Regions from separate parts of the Homo sapiens genome. Here region 2 is linked to region 1. A link is a loop called in an ENCODE intact Hi-C map of the cell type or tissue named here. Cell type or tissue: ascending aorta. All regions are shown on one strand. Each heading gives the region's core, and the rest is flanking DNA. Links, peaks and the distances in the headings are about the cores only. Region 1 overlaps CYP19A1 (cytochrome P450 family 19 subfamily A member 1). Region 2 overlaps CYP19A1 (cytochrome P450 family 19 subfamily A member 1).

Region 1 (5,380 bases), core at 141-5,140:
TCCCGGGCAAACCAGGATAGTTGGTCACACTTATCAGGCAGATAGGTGTTACATAGAAAAAGAATAGGGAAGGAGGATGGGGGAGGACCAGTTGTAGAGACGCAGGTGTGATTGTAAACAGGTGGTTCAGGCAGCCCTCACTGAGAAGACAGCATTTAAATAAAGACCTAAAGGAAATGAGCAAGTAGCCCATGCAGAGACCTGGCGGGAAAGCATTCTAGACAGAAGGAACAGCAAGTGCCAATATTCTAAGGCAAGAACCTGAGTGGAAGAATACAGGAGATGAGAGAAGCAATAGGGTACCAAATCACGTCAGGCCTTGCAGGCCATTGTAACAATTCCGGCTTTTACCCCCTGCAAGAAAGGAAGCCACTGAAGAATTTGAGAGAGGACTGACACATATGACTCATTTATGTTTCAGCAGAATCATTCTGGCTGCTCTGTTGAGAATAGGTGCAAGAGGACAAGGGATGGGGACAGACAGACCAGTTAGGCAAGAGGTGATGGTGGCTGGTCCAGGTGGTAGCAGTAGAGATGATAAGAGATGAGGGAAAATTCTGGACATATTTTGAAGGCAAAGCCAACAGACTTGCTGACAGATTGGATGTAGGGTGTGAGAGAAAAAAAAAGAGTCAAAGTGCTGTCCAGTTTTGCATTGAATGGGGACATCGTGTCCTGAGATAGGTGGAGCAAGTTTGGGAAGGGGAGAGATTAGGGTTCCATTCCAGACATGTTAGATTTGACATGCCCAGTTGACATCTGAGTGGGATGATTGAGTAGAGAGAACTGAACCTTGAGACCCTCTAGTGTAAATAGGTCAGAAACTAGCAACAGAGACTGAGAAGAGCAGCTAGACCGAGAAGAGAAAACCAGGAAAGTGTAATGTCTGAAAACCAGGTGAAAAATCCATATCAGGGAGTAGAAAATTGTGAACCATGTCAAATACCACTGATGGGGCAAGGGAATGCATGGAGATTTCAGTACTGCATTTAGCAACAGGGAGGTCACAGGTGACCTTGACAAGAGCAGTTTCAATGGACTAGTGGGGGCAAAAGTCTGACCAGAGAAGAGAATCGGGGGAGAAGAATCAGAGGCAGCAAGTGTAGACAAGTCTTCCAAGGAGTTTGCCATAAAGAAGGCAGGAAATGGGCCAGTAGATGAGTGAGATGTGTGGGCAAAGGAATTTTGATTTTTAAAATAGGAGAAATTACAGCATGTGAGTTGTAGGGGGACTGGTCAGTTATGGAGGAAAATCAAATGATTGTTGATGGAAGAGAAAGAGTGTGCTAGGTGAGATGTGAAGAGGTCCCTGGGGACAAGTGGATGGGTTGGCCTTGAATAGGGACATGGAATTTCCATAGTAATAGGAGGGAAGGTGGAATATATGGGCACAGGTCCGGGTCGTTGGGGATTGTGGAGATTCTCTTGTAGTTGCTTCCACTTTCTTGGGAAAATTGGAAATAAAGTCTTCAGCTGGGGCTGAGTAGGGAGAATATAATAGTCATCTAGAAGAGTGAGAGAGTGAATGGGCTGGGGACATGCAGTAGCATTGCCAGCGACACTAAGGGCCCACTTGAATTTAACCGAGACCTGACAGCAGGCACGTGTGCGCTAACGTACACACATGCGCACACATGTGTGCGCATGTGTGGTTTTTCTTTTTTTCCCAGCCCACTTCAACTGCCAGGTGCAAGCACAGAATAAGCTAAGAGTTGGATTTAGCTAGAGTGTGGTCTTATCAGACAACCATGACAAAGTAAGAAGAGGGTCAAGGGAGTTGAGGATTCAGGGAAGGGTATTTTAATTTTAATGATTGACAGTAATTTTTTCCCAACTTTCTGTTAAGAAAATTGTCAAATGAGTAGGAAAATTGAAAGAGCCGTCCCCCTGCCACACTTTTCCCCCTGTGACATTGACATTTTGAAGAGACCAGGTCAGCTATAACATATCCCACATTCTGAATTTCTCTCACTGTTTCATCAGGGTGTCATTTACTATATTCATCTATTCTCTGTATTTCTTATAAACTGAAAATTGGGTCTAAAGGCTCAATTAGATTAAGGTTGCACATTTTTGCAATAACACTTCAGTAGTACTAGGAACTTCATATCACATCACATCAGAAGATGAGTAACAGGTTGTCCCACTAGCACTGATGTTAAATTTGATCACTGGTTAGGTGGTTACAGTGAGATTCCTCTGTTATAAAGATTGTTTATCTCTTGTAGTCACCTAGAATTTAAGCTGGGTAAGTGAGGATATTAGAGAAGTGAAGGACAGTGAAAAGGTGATAGGATTGATGGAACAGATCTACATGAGGCAAGTGTTTTTAAATGTTTGTTACCAGCCGGGTGCAGTGGCTCACACCTGTAATGCCAGCACTTTGGGAGGTGAAAGTGGGTGTATTACTTGAAGTCAAGAGTTTGAGACCAGCCTGGCCAACATGGTGAAACCCTGTCTCTACTAAAAATGCACAAAAAATTAGCCGGGTGTGGTGGCGGGTGCCTGTAATCCCAGCTACTCAGGGGGCTGTGGCACGAGAATTGCTTGAACCTGGGAGGTGGAGTTTGCAATTAGCTGAGATTGCGCCACTGCACTCCAGCCTGGGCGATAGAGTGAGACTCTGTCTCAAAAAAAAAAAAAAAAAAAGAAGGCACCAATTAGTCCATTAATTGCCTCCTCATCACTGTTGAATCTGCCCACAAGTGTGTGAATTGTTTAATCCCAGAACTCAGGTGGCTTTCTTCTCATCACCTAAGAGCTTACTCCCTGACTACTTTTCATTTTGAACAGACAATAGGTTTGCCATCTTTGGAGATGTCTTTTATCTTCAATCATGCTTAATGAGGGATAATAACCCTAGTGATCAGACACCCAACGCTGTGCACTGTCCCTGCTGAGGCTGGGGACTCAGCTGGACTCTCCTCAGTGCTAAGAAATCCTCACTCTCCCAAATAATCAGTATAACACTTGCCTCTGGCAGTATTGCAGGCTGGCCCACAAGCCAGAGCCAGGCCTGTCTTGACTGCCAGGAGGAGCTCTGGGCTGGGGTCCTTAGTTCATCACTGACCTTCTCTTCACTTTTCTGATTTACTCTGGTTAGATAAATCCAGCCTACTTTTAGTAAGTGACCTTGTTTTAAATTGCTCATCTGTGGCCAGTCACACATCCCTTGCTTTATCACATCGGCCTGATTAGCTTTGTCCCTAACAAGCCTGAGCTTTGGATTCAAAATAGCTGAGAAGTTGGTGCCCCCTAAAGGACACAAGAATTTTAAAGGTTGGCTCTTTATTACTAATAACTAGCAAATATTTCGTTGGGTTTGTTTTATGTTTGGAGTTTCTTACTCTCTTTTTAAAACTGATTAGCAAGTTCTTAAATGAAATGGACAGGCCAATATGATTAATGCAGTATGCAAAAGCCCCAGGGTCAGAGCAGAAAAATAGTGTTTGTCCTTTAAGTGCTTAAAATTTTTAAATATTAGTTTGTGAATAAAGAATATATAAATTACTTAATTTCTGCTTTAATTATAGAATGATGGAGGGGAAGGTAAGTAAAGCTAGAGTTTTCAAATATTTTAATTAGTAAGAATTTCATTCCTTCCTATAGCATAATTTTTCTATATATGACAAAATTTGAAACGTCAGACAAATTCCCCAGAATACAAATGGAAGCATCTGGATTTTTATTTATTTATTTATTTATTTTTGCTAGGGAGAGGCAAACATGTCCAAAACTTAGGATTATTTGATGAATATTATCTGGAATCAGATCAAGAGAATATTTAATAGTGTTTTTATTTGAAAATAGGTGGTTTTTCCTGAAATAAATATTAATAAGTTATTTATACAATAACTCTGCTTTTTTTTTTTTTTTTGAGATAGGATCTTGCTCTGTCACCTAGGTTGGAGTGCAATGGCTTGATCATGGCTCACTGCAGCCTCAACCTCCAGGGCTCGAGCTATCCTACTGCCTCAGCCCACCAAGTAGTTGGGACTACAGGCACACACTACCACACCTTATATATTATATATTATTATACAATAATAATCCTGTTCTAATTTCTTGACACTACCATTATTTCAGGGGCTTACTTTTAAAGCTTAAATAGGACTATGGAACACATCGCAGATGTGAGAGCTGGATTAATACTTAGCCCACAACCTAATACATTGAACCAGAGCAGCGCTTTTTTGGTCTAGAGTCCTCTGGGAATGTATTTCAACAGGCATTAACTGAACAACCTCATTAAGGCAAAAGTATCCTTTTAGGAGCCAAGTGTCAACTAGGAGATGGAGGAGCAAGTCTCTCCAACCTGAGAACCAATTGCAGATATTATAGTAACCACTTGCAATCTTTGAGGGTTATTTGTTCTGAAAACCTCCATAGTGGGAGAATTTGCAGCTGTGAAACAAAATTTCAGGAGACCAGAGGAGAGGGAGGACCAAAGTTGCAATTAATACATGAAATTTTGTATAAATATTAAGTTCACCAAGAAAGTAACAACAACATCTAAAATCAAGATAATACCAATGACATCTAATGCATCTTGAATTTGCATAATTGAGCATCATGCAAATTGCCCTGTCTCATGACTCATCACATCCTGTGTCGTGGGAGAACTCTGTGACCCTGGAGACTTTGATGAGTCATGATGGAAGGCAGAGCCCCAAAATAGCTTCCTTTACTACCACAGTGAACTTTGCATGCCAGTCCAGCCAGGCGCTGGCCAAGCTCAGGGCTAGAAGAAGTGCCCAAGGAGATATTTTTCAAGCCCTGACTGATACTCCACTGGAGGGGGCAGGCCTGATTAGAGACTGGAGTTGGGTGGTACTAGGCAAAACTGCTGGTTCCAAAATAGGAAAACAAGACTTTAGTAATTCCACAAACTTCTGATTCTGTGGCTCACTCTTGTAGTGGGTGGCACTTTGTGGAGTGAGGCTGGATGATACCTGGGAGGCTGGAGGTTCTTCTGGCTCTGGTGGTATGGAGGGTTCAGCTTCTTAGCAGCCTTGCAGCTCTGACTCCAGTAGTGGGTAGTATTTTGGTGAGGTTAGAGAAGAAAGAGAAGTAAGGAATGGTATATGGGTGTGTGTGTGTGTTTTCTATCTTTGGTGATGTTGAAACAGGGAGTCAGTAGGTAGAAATGATTCAACTGGAGAAGGATGTCCTCATGCTAACAGAAGTGCTTATTCAACCCGAATACTAGAAATCATGCACATTGCATTTGGAGCAACATGCATTTGCTAAGAGAGCTACCTCCTAGTCAAAATGTACCACCAGGAGTTCTCCTGACCCTTAAAAATTGACACCAAAGTTTCCTGTCTTTTCAGGTCCTCAAGTATGTTCCACATAATGAAGCACAATCATTACAGCTCTC
Region 2 (5,380 bases), core at 296-5,295, 100 kb before region 1:
GATTCTCTGGAAACAAGTGCTGAGATGGAATTTGGAGTACAAAATGGTTATTAGGGATCAGCACCTATGAAGGAAAGAAGGAGAAGCAGGATTGGGCAGAGGGAGAAATCCAGCACAGTCCAACCCTGCAAAGCCTCAGCCAACCCACTGGGAAGCTCTGGATTGTGTATTGCTCATCAGAGTGTCCTGTGTCAGGCCAGAGTGACTGGGCTTTTACCTACCTCACTCAGTCACAGGACAGATGTGGGATGCCCTGGGAAGGTATGACCTGGGGCCAGGTGGCTCTCTGCAGCTGAAGCATGCTTTAATCTTAATCTCTGCAGCCAGGCAGTCAGTCCTTTCTTGAAGGGGGACCCTCAGGTCCCCACATCTCCACATCTACCACATCAACCACCTGAATCTGCCATTCCAACATTAGTAGGCTTTAAATTGTAACCGTGACAGGCTGTAGAAAGAAATCTTTTCCTTTTTCACCTGGAGTGATGGCCTTTCAATAAATGAAAAAGTGATTGTTTTCAGAAACAATGAAAATGTAAAGGAAGCTCTAAGAGTGGATTCTGTGCAATCATGAGAATGGCTCATGAATTTGAAACTGCAAAATCCACAGAAGTAAGTTAATACTGCAAAGCTCCACTTATGGAACTCGAGCCACTGTTTTTGAAAGATAAAACAAAGCCTTACATGTGTAGAGCACTTCAGTTTTCAAAGTGCTTTCTCATGTCATTTGAGTTCCATAATAAGCCTGTGAACGGGGCAGGGCAGGTTTTATAAGCATTTCACAGATGAGGAAGTCAGGGCTCAGGAGGTTTAAGTGATCTGCCCAAGGTCACATTGTTGAAACCTCATCAACGTTCACCCATGCCCTGTTTATCAAAAGTAGGAAATTTTTGGCCCCCATCTTGGGCCACTGAGGAATGCTCAAAATGATGGACAGGAAGTGAAACAATAGAGCAGGGAAATGATTCAAAGTGATGGAGTGGAAAACAGCTCAGACTGGCACTTGGCTCCAAGGCTTAAAAACAAACCTGGAGCAGACACTGAATGCTAGAATGTGTAAGCTAGTCAGGAAAGAAAGCCAAGCCTGGTCTAGCAGATTAAGGAGGATTTTAAGAGATCAATGATGTAAGAACATGATTTCCTAAAAACCATGTAGGGGAACTGTCATCTCTGCAGTGAATAGGTGCATATAGGTCCTAAAAAAAAAGTGAATTTGGGGCCTGATAGCCTAAGACCTTTCATTCCTGGGTTGCAAAGGCAGAGTAACAAGCTAGAATAGATATGCCTCACCTCTCCAGAGAGACTGGTTGGGAGTGACCAAAAGGGATTCCTGCCAATATTAAGCCTGGAGAAGATGACACCCCATCTGCTGAGCCTGGAGACTCAAGCCAGGGACCAGAGGAGTGGCCCCGGCTAAGAGAAGCTTACCTTTTATTGCCAAGACTTGCACTGGCTTCTGTCACTATGGAAACCACGTATGATCTCTGACCTCCACCAGGGCCAACTTCAGCCTTTAAAACCACCTTTCCAAATGAAACAAGAAAGTGCTGAGTTCTAGAAAATGTGACTTTTTAGGTCAAACTGTGGACCCTAAACATGTGCTACTTTCTTAAAGCTGTATGAGTAAACACATGGTCTCCAAACCACCCCCGATTCTGTAATCATAAGAGGGCACCAGTATCTGGGCATCAGTGAGTATCCTGGCAGATGGATCTGGCTGGATGAGGTAAGGGAGTTGTACAGGTGTGCTGAGTCTATCTCTACTCCTGAGCCTGGGAGATGTGAGAAAACAGGAAAATGAGAGTCTCCCCGCCAGTGACTTGATAGGGGATTGAGAACCACCATTTTTGTCCCTTCTGAGAAGGCACCTCAGCTGCTGGCCCTGAGCCCAGAGAGCAGACAAAAGAAAACATTACCCTTATACTTAGGGGGCACAGCAATGCTCTTAGAAGAGGCTCACATGAAACCAAGCCACTAGGGAACAGTAATACATTTAAAATATTAACGTTAGGACATAAACATTCCAGTAGAGCACAAAAAGACTTTCTGGAACCAAATGACAAGATCTGCAGACAAATTCAGTAGCTGAAGGAAAGAAAAGTAGTAGTTAATAGGAAGTAAATTTCCCAAGTTAAGAAAGGGCCTGAGTCTGCCTATTGGAAGGTTTTGGCAAGTTATGGGCAAGACAAATGATTCATAGGTTGAGAAATTCCAGAAGTCTAAGGATGAAAAGAAAATCTTACAGTCTTCCAGAAAGAAAGTACAAGTGACTTATAGGGGAAGAAGGATCATGGGGGCATCAACTTTCTCTTCTATGACACCTGAAGTAGGGATGATTGAGGCCAATCGTGTGAAGATTACTGAGAGAAAAACACTGCACACCAAGAATCCTGTAGCAAGACCCCACTCCTCTGTCAGGGTCAAGGAAACATAGTTGAGAATATGCAAGGAAAAGACCTGTCACCCATATCTTCCACCAGATAAAAGGGTGTTAAGATCTAACCAAACAATAGATGAATCAGCTTAAAGGCTACAGGATGGAAAGAGGAGGAAAAGGGAGAAAAAAATTAGTGGTGAGCAAGGAGCCTTACAACACATCGTCAGTTAAATTCAGACAGATAATAATAGACAGTTCAGGAATGTGTAATATAATTGCTGAAAATAGAAGAGACATATTTCAAGGGAAATGTTAACAATAGCCTGGAACAAAAAGTTCTAAAGGAGAAAGAGGGGAAGTGAAGTTTCCACAGGTCTCACATTGGTGTGTGAGAGTGGGAAGTGAAAGCGTCCTAAAGGCCTCATGCTGGGGGAGGAGGAACAGCAGGAGAGGAGAGAATCTGGGGAAATAGTTGGACTCTTATGTTGGTATAATGGAATAAAAGAATGAGTTTGACTACCAGTGACAAAAAGGAGAAGGACCTGGTAGAATGAAAAACTAGACTAGAGCTCCCAAATTAAGAAGAGAAAGAAAATAATTGAACAGAAACTTGATAACTAATTAATATAAAGAACATCAAGGGGGCTTAAATAAGTAATAAATATTAAGTAAAATAGAAGCAATAAAATTCAATGTATTATTAAATGTGAATAGAATTATTCTTAAAAGAGACTATTAGATTTGGTAAAATAAAAAGCAGACAGTTATATGCTTTCTTGTATATATATATGTATGTGTGTGTGTGTATGTGTGTATATATATATATATACACACACATACAAGAAATAAACACATTTAACAAATGTGATAAAAATTGAGAATAAAAAGTCAAGAAAAAATACCAGGCAAATGCAAATAACAAAGCAGGAAAGAATTACTCTGTTAATACCCAGCAAAATGAAATGTAAAGAGCACTGAATAAGATAGAGTTGCTATGTAATGATAATAATTTGCAAAAAGTCACTAACCAGTATGTGTTAAAAATCAAATGTGAAAAATAGTAAAGCCATGTGTGATTTCAGTACCTTTCTTCTTTACAGAGAGCAAGAAGTCGCGCCCCCCTGAACTCGCCCCCATTCTATCCAGTCCTACCACATAAATAACCATTCTGGGTCATACAAATACATATGCTCTTGCAAAGATGCAAAAAAAGATGCTAACTATACTTATCTCCTTCTGGGTCAGTATTTACAGGTTTGCCCCCATTCCTTATTTCCATGAGGAGAGATTTCCCTAAAATGCCCCTTGTCCTCTTTCCGCTTCTCCTTTTCTTCTCCCCAGAGAGGAGGAATGTCTTGGCTGACTCATCTTCTTCACCTCTCCTCTTTCCTTTTCGTAGCCAGCCTTATCAGCAAGCTCTCATTCTAGTCTACTCTCACGTGGCTCCAGCTCTCCAGGGGCAGCCTCTCTGCAGGAAGGCCTCGGGTGTTCAGTGCTGCCTGTGATGAGTGGGTCTGTCTTTCTCATTTGGAAAAAATGTTGCTGAACATTTAATGTTACCATTTCCAATGTCAGCTTTATCCCTAATAAAGCTGACGTTTTGATCTCCATCTGCCTTGCTCTCATCCTACCACCCGATTGGTTTAGAATTGTGGTGGAGAAAACAGGAACTCAATTCTGGGGGTCTCCTTACAACTCCAAAACAACCTTATTCTTCCCAAAGTCAACCAGCCATCTTTAATGTGGCTATACTCCTCATCTGCGCTTCCTCATCCCTCATTCATTCGCCACGTCACGGCCATGTAGCTTCTTCTCCCACCAAACATTGAACCCATCCTGCCAAGGTCGCTGATGACTTATTTGCAAAATACAATGAAAACTTTTCAGTCTAAAGGTCAATCTTACTTGAAGTCTCTGCAACTTTCAAAGCTCTTCATCACTTCCTCCTCCTTGACATTCCTTCCTCTCTGAGCTTCCATGACACTACTTTCTCTTGGTTTTCCTCCTACTTCTCCGACTGTTCCTTCTCAGCCTCCTTGAACTGTTCTTCAACTTCTGTGCACCCAACTGCTAGTGTTCTCCAGGGTTGTGCCCTACATCCTCACTCTGTTGACTCTTCCTTGGTGATTTTATCCACTGCCGAGGCCTCTGACCACCACATACCCAAACCCTGCCTGTTGCCCAGGGCTCTCTTTGGAGCTCTAGACTCAAAGGGCCAAGTACCAGTGGTGTAACTCCATGTACGACAGAAGAAGGTACCATATCATTTTATTTTTTATCACTTTATTAATGATAGCAAGATTTTTTCATATTTTACTGATCAGTTGTGCATGTTTACAGGTGTATGTGTATAAATCCTTTCCTCACTTGACATTTCTTATGCCCCTTCTCTCCTCCTCTTCCTTTCTGTCCTGCACCTTAGTTTGGGTCCACAACACACCTCAACGATGTCGCTGTGCCACTTCTCCAAGTGCACCTTCTACTCCCAGTCTGCTAGTTTGTGAGCCCAGACTCGATTCTTCGGTCCATGTGATATGTTCATACACAGGGCTCTCCACAACCCCACCCCTGCCTACTCTCTCTCTGCCCTGTTTCTCACCATTCCGCCCTTGTGCCTCACGTTCCTTCTTCCAGCTTCCGGGAGGTGCCTGCTCCCTCCCTGCTCCTTGCCACTATCATGCTCATTTCTCTGCCTGTTTTCCTCTTCTCCCCTTCTCTGACTGGCTGACTTTATTCTTTAAAACACACATCTGATGTCCCTTCTGGGGAGCCCTCCAGCCCCACATCCCAGGGAGGGCTAGCTGCTCCGACTGTGTGCTCCCACTGTAATTGTATTTACCCATCCTGGTGTATATCTGGTCATTTCACAATGGCCTGTCGCTCCCTGTCTGTCTCCCTGTTAGGCTGTGAACTCCTTGGGAATACTCCTGTATCTTGCTCATCTAATACTCCCAGAACCTCATGCATACCTGGCATGTAGTAGATGTTCAATACATTTTTGAATGA

Evidence for each region. Peaks named below come from ENCODE experiments on the same cell type or tissue, not always from the same donor. Only the 100,000 strongest peaks of a DNase experiment are listed, where the experiment ranks them.
Region 2: it touches region 1 in a loop (2.1-fold over the local background); 2 of 110 quality-filtered maps call a loop at or near these places.

Annotation. Positions count from the first base shown.
Region 1 is chr15:51,227,887-51,233,266 of GRCh38, reverse strand. CYP19A1 (cytochrome P450 family 19 subfamily A member 1) reads left to right here. Exons shown (of 10, transcript NM_000103.4): 4 at 5,334-5,380. All of the region lies in intron 1 of MIR4713HG (MIR4713 host gene), which reads right to left. Among named protein-coding and RNA genes, the nearest start is that of MIR4713, 12 kb to the left of the region's middle. RefSeq lists enhancers at 4,501-4,795, 4,521-4,815. In ascending aorta, for the core only: a CTCF peak has its summit at 3,240 (motif pointing left); a DNase peak (open chromatin) is centred at 4,676; H3K27ac peaks cover 880 bases.
Region 2 is chr15:51,329,743-51,335,122 of GRCh38, reverse strand. All of the region lies in intron 1 of CYP19A1 (cytochrome P450 family 19 subfamily A member 1), which reads left to right. Among named protein-coding and RNA genes, the nearest start is that of CYP19A1, 6.2 kb to the left of the region's middle. In ascending aorta, for the core only: no CTCF peak of the experiment used is centred there; no DNase peak of the experiment used is centred there; H3K27ac peaks cover 1,698 bases.